Regions from separate parts of the Homo sapiens genome. Here region 1 is linked to region 2. Evidence: read pairs that join two places in POLR2A ChIA-PET (ENCODE). Cell type or tissue: GM12878. All regions are shown on one strand. Links, peaks and the distances in the headings refer to the core of each region. The heading gives the core; the rest is flanking DNA.

Region 1 (2,896 bases), core at 156-2,655, 220 kb before region 2:
CTGAGAGGATTTGCTGTCAGACTAGATTGAGTTATGAGAAAAAAGTCAAGGTTGATGGCCAAAGCAACTGGAATTGTCACATATAGAAAATGGGAGAGGACTGGGCGTGGTGGCTCATGCCTGTAATCCCAGCAGTTTGGGAGGCCGGAGTGGGTGGATCACAAGGTCAGGAGTTTGAGACCAGGCTGGCCAACATGGTGAAACCCTGTCTCTACTAAAAATAAAAAAATTAGCTGGGCGTGGTGGTGCGTGCCTGTAATCACAGCTACTCAAGAGGCTGAGGCAGGAAAATTGCTTGAACCTGGGAGGTGGAGGTTGCAGTGAGCCAAGATCATGCCACTGCACTCCAGCATGGGTGACAGAGCAAGATTCTGTCTTGGGGGTAAAAAAAGAGGGGGGAAATTGTGGGATGAAAAATTGACAAATAAATTGGAAAAGCTTATTGGATACACAATTGAGGATACAAAGGACAGAGTTTGGTGCCTCAAATGCTACTAGTGGGTTTAGGGATCTCCTTACTTTTCAATAAAAAGAAGCATAAAAGTTAAATAAATTGTTTGTTTTCTCTATCAAGTATACTATCCACATTTGTAGATCATATACTTTTGACCACTAAGCTACTTAGAAACCAAGTTAAAGCAATCATTGTGTTAATGCTTTACTCTTCTGCTAGACTTGCTAGTAGGTGTTCAATAAACCCAGGTGTAACTAATAATGGGGCGCCTGCTTATCAACTTCACAAGACAGCCTAGTTAACTGGTGAGCACCTGTTAGATATTGTAACTATGACGGCAGGCTACCAGTATGTATTCCTTCCAGTCCGCTCCGTGTAAGAGAAACAATGAAGAAAATCACTGTTCCATCAATTCTGTATTCATTCTTAACTATAAAACAAAAAATTTTCAACAACCAATTTAGAAAACACGTTCCTTTTTTCTCTTAATTCTCCAAATAGTTCATGTAGGAGAAATGAAGTTTTGGAACTCTTAGTAAAATACCTAATTTGACTAAACTTCTCACATTTCCTCTGTGCAGTCTGATAAATTTAACAATATCATATTCCCAGAGAACATAATGGCATTATTAAAACACCATTAGCGTTCAATGAGCAGTTTTATAATAAAGTGGGATGGCATGTACTTTTAAGACTCACAAAATCCACAGTTCTAAAGAAGTGAGTATAAGTTGTGTTAAAAAAAAAATTCAAACTAACCTTTAACTTTAATCTTGGCTTTTTTGGCTTTCTTTTCAGTAATTTCATCCTCTTTATCTACCTGTTCTATTTTGCGTTTTTTAGAACAGGTTGGAAGTGTGGAGTCACCAGAAGGATCGTAAGTCTTCACTTCACTGAAAGACCCAAAAAGTTTTAGAAAATCTCTAACAAGTATCTGGAATTGAAATAATTCTCAAGAGATAAAGAAAATGCCATTAGATAATACTTACATAAGCACACAATGTTGTTTCATTTTAGTGGCTTTGGGGTAGTTTATGAAGACTAATAGTTTCCAAAAGTTAAAGGTATTAATATTTTTCAAGTAGGTCAATCACATTCAAGAGATGTGGTGAGCTAAATGAATTCTGATTTAGTAATCAATGTAGTTACTATGGTACAGGAAAACACTCAATCAGCATGGGGGAAATGAAAGGAGAAAACGTCTTCACACCTAACTAGAAAGTGAAAACTGAACCATCCAACTTTCAGAACACTGCTCAATGGGGGAAAAAAAAAAAAAAAAAAGCAGAACAAAAAATCTAAACCAAGCTTAGTATAGAAGTCTTCATCACAAGATCACAAGAACAAGAAAGGATACAAATACATGCACATGGAAAAGATTCCATAGAACCCAACATTTGCTTTTGTTCTAATGTAAGCAGAAAGAAAATACTGAAATGAGTGCCTAAAATGTGAATGGATGCTTTAAGTGCATATGTTTAAAGTAAAAAGTACTAATTGCACAGGAACATTAAAAAAATTGGTTCAAAACAAGCTAAAAAATGTTCTGTTTTTTAAGCAGACCTGTAAGCTGAATGACTATTTAATTTTTTTAGGTTAAAGACATTTATAATTTAAGAAACAAAGAACCATGTTTGTCAACTAGAGATAATAAGTTATAGACTATAAATATTGCAGAATGTATGGCTATTGTAGAAAGCTTGGAAAATTCACAAAAAAGAAAATGTGAATGCCCACAGAAACACATTTGATTTCTTTCCAGAAAACACTAAATTATACTTAAATATGTATTTATAATTGGTAATGTTCTATATATTAATTACTCTCCTCATCCACTTATAAGATTTTACTATTAAAATTCTTGAAGGAGGCCGGGTGCTGTGGCTCACGCCTGTAATCCCAGCACTTTGGGAGGCCAAGGCGGGCGGATCACGAGGTCAGGAGATCAAGACCATCCTGGCCAACATGATGAAACCCCGACTCTACTAAAAATACAAAAATTAGCTGGATGTGGTGGTGTATGCCTGTAATCCTAGCTACTCGGGAGGCTGAGGCAGGAGCATAACTTGAACCGGGGAGTCAGAGGTTGCAGTGAGCCGCAATCGTGCCACTGCACTCCAGCCTGGCAACAGAGACAGACTGTCTCAAAAAAAAAAAAAAAAAAAAAAAAAAAATCTTGAAGGATTATGACTCCTGAAAGTATAATTTATTGGGTTAATGACTAGGAACATTTTGAAGAATCTTGATACATACTGTGAAATGGCTTCCTAGAACAGCTGTGCCACATTCTACCTGCATCATCACAACCTCACCAGCATTGAGCATTGCCTCAAATAATAACCCAAATACCCCTCCACATACAAATCTTTTGTTAATCTGATAGTTAAGTTTGAATGCTTTGTCATGCCTCAGCCATCTTTAGACTTGTTTTCTGTCTTTATA
Region 2 (2,950 bases), core at 284-2,783:
TGGCTAATTTTTTTGTATTTTTAGTAGAGACGGGGTTTCTCCATGTTGGTCAGGCCGGTCTTGAACTTCTGACCTCAGGTGATCTGCCCACCTCAGCCTTCCAAAGTGTTGGTATTACAGGCGTGTGCCATCGTGCCCGGCCCCAGTCATTGTTATAAATATTCTATTCGTTATACAAGGGAACAAATGAATGAAGTACATAAAACCTAGAGAAACAGGAGTGTATTGGATCATATATATAGCTTATTATAGAAATGCTACTTATCATCCAAATTAATTTTAATAAAAATCTGATTTGCTTTCCTAGAATTACAAAGGGTTAGCTTAATGGATGTGTTGAAAGACTCAGATCCACTTTTTAAACATACTGTTAAAGCTGGGGAGATGCTTCTTTTTCTCTGGGGAATGTGGAGTTTTCAAAATCAAGCCATCTAGGGGTTAAACGTGGGGCTTTGGAATCCGTTGTTGGTCTCCAATTCTAGCTTCACCACTTAGGTTTGTAATTTTGAGCAAATTAGTTAATGTCAAGCCCCAGGCTTCCTTCCTATAAAACGGAGGTAATGCTAGCACCTAGCTCTTAGGCTTGTGCAGATTGAATGAGGTTATACAGGTAAAATGCCCTGTGAACTGAATTTTAAAACACATTATCTTAAATACATTATTTAATCAATGTCACATTGTTTGTATTTATCCCACCCCAAATTATGATTACTTAGGTTTTATAGCTATTTGATGTCTCAATAATGGGAAGCTGAATAAATTAAAGGCCTCAAGAAGAATGGTTTCAACTTTGGAAATGCTAAACAAGATTTCCTTCTGTTAAAAAACAACAACAACAAAAAACCAACCAAGCGACATATTTGTGTGTATCCAGAAGTCTAAGAATGCTGACCTCTGATTTCTTGACTTAACATTTATCTTTACCCGTAAGGAGTTGGGCCATCAAGAAAGTTCAAGGGTGGATGTATGCTGAGCTATAAACTCCAGACGGGTTGCCACATGTGTGCTGTCAGATCCAGGGAGTTGGAGGTGTTGTGAGATGCTTTAAACCTTGACTTGCACCTTTCTGCGACAGCCTGTATTCTTACAGGTCTGGGTGGGGCCTGAGTCATGCAGGTTTCTTGATTCACAGTCCAGCCAAGAACAGATCCTTCCGTGAGCAGCACTATTACTCTACCCCTTTTTCCATCCTCACTTTGGCTCTTTGACTTTGAGTGTAGTGTTTTAAACTCTTGAACTATCCTATTTGGACAAAGAAATACTCACCCTAATGGACAGATGGTGTGGTTATTGGTGGACTCAACTTGCAGCACTGTTTGCCATTCCATTTTCCTCCCCGAAGCCTCTCACCTTGATTTCCAGGGTCAACTGTCTACCTCTTTCAAAGCTATAGATTTTTATTTTATTTGTAAAATCCCGTAGTTTAAAAAATATATTTGGTAAAAAGAAATGTATCAGCCTCCTGAGTAGCTGGGATTACAGGCGTGCATCACCACTCCCAGCTAATTTTTTGTATTTTTAGTAGAAACGGGGTTTCACCATGTTAGCCAGGCTGGTCTCGAACTCCTGACCTCAGATGATCTACCTGCCTTGGCCTCCCAAAGTGCTGGGATTACAGGTGTGAGCCACCACACCCGGTCAATAATCACTTTTTTAAAAACAGATTTATATTAGAGAGGTGATGTTTTCTATGTGGCCTAGTCTCACATTCTGGTGCAGTGATTTACTTGGCTGTATAACTTTGAGTGAGTCACTCGAGTTCTCTGTGCTTCTATTTCCTCACCTTTAAAGTGGATAATAATAGTACTTATGCCCAGGATTATTAGAAAGCATAAATGAATTATACTTGGAAAGCACTTAGAATAGTGGCAAAAATAACACAACTACTCAAAAAAAGTTAATGAACACTGGTATTTTTATTATATGAATACATTTTTGTAATCTGCTTTAAAAAAATACATTCCAGGCCAGGCATGGTGGCTCACACCTGTAATCCCAGCACTTTGGGAGGCCAAGGTGGGTGGATTTCTTGAACCTAGGAGTTCGAGACCAGCTTGGGCAACAGAGCTAGACCCCATCTCTACAAAAATACAAAAAATTGGCCCGGCATGGTGGCATGAGCCAGTAGTCTCAGCTACTGGGGAGGCTGAGATGGGAGGACCACTTGAGCCCAGGAGTTTGAGGCCGCAGTGTGCTGTGATGGTGCCACTGCACTCCAGCCTGGGTAACAGAGGAAACCCTGTCTCAAAACAAAACAAAAGAAAAACATTGTGCAGATTTTCTCATGTTATTCATGACTAACACATGACTTCATTGCTTGACCCAGGTCATTACATGATTTACCAGAGTTCATTTGATCAATGTTCCATTGCTGGGCATTTACTGTTTTCAGTGTTTTGCCTAGTAATAAAGAACCCTGTAGTCAATGTTTTTCTGCATAGATCTTTGAACATACATCTGATTATGTCCTAGGGCCAGCTCCTAAAAGTGGAATGTTGAATCAAAAGGTATCAGCCCCTTTTAGGCTTTTGCCAAATTGCCCTCCAGAAATGTCATGTGAATTTGTGCTCCTAACATGTGAGACTGCTGTTTCCCTATAGCTGTCCTGGCACTGGGTATTATGATTTTAAAAGTTTCTTGCCAGGCTGTTGTTTTCATAGTCAGATGGTACTCTATTTTCCGAAGCTTCTGAGGTGTTCCTTTCCTTTTCTTTTCTTTTTAAATAATTTGTATTATTTTTATTTTGATAGAAACAGGGTCTCATTATGTTGCCCAGGCTGGTCTTGAACTCCTGGGCTCAAGCAATTCTCCTGCCTCTGTTTCCCAAAGTGCTGGATTACAGGTGTGAGGCACTGAGCCCAGTGTGTTCATTTTCTTTAATTCGAAGTCCCTTTTGAGTTGCTTCTCCTCCTCTTTTAATCTACTATGTCCGTTAATCTTAAACTCCAGC

Evidence for each region. Peaks named below come from ENCODE experiments on the same cell type or tissue, not always from the same donor. Only the 100,000 strongest peaks of a DNase experiment are listed, where the experiment ranks them.
Region 1: POLR2A ChIA-PET joins it to region 2 with 12 read pairs; 2 of 35 experiments call an interaction of 5 or more read pairs at or near these places.

The regions. Positions count from the first base shown.
Region 1 is chr2:202,298,685-202,301,580 of GRCh38, reverse strand. It overlaps NOP58 (NOP58 ribonucleoprotein), which reads right to left. Exons shown (of 15, transcript NM_015934.5): 13 at 1,214-1,347. Among named protein-coding and RNA genes, the nearest start is that of SNORD11, 7.1 kb to the right of the region's middle. In GM12878, for the core only: no CTCF peak of the experiment used is centred there; a DNase peak (open chromatin) is centred at 1,630.
Region 2 is chr2:202,077,604-202,080,553 of GRCh38, reverse strand. The region is part of intron 2 of KIAA2012; the gene reads right to left. Among named protein-coding and RNA genes, the nearest start is that of KIAA2012, 5.8 kb to the right of the region's middle. In GM12878, for the core only: no CTCF peak of the experiment used is centred there; no DNase peak of the experiment used is centred there.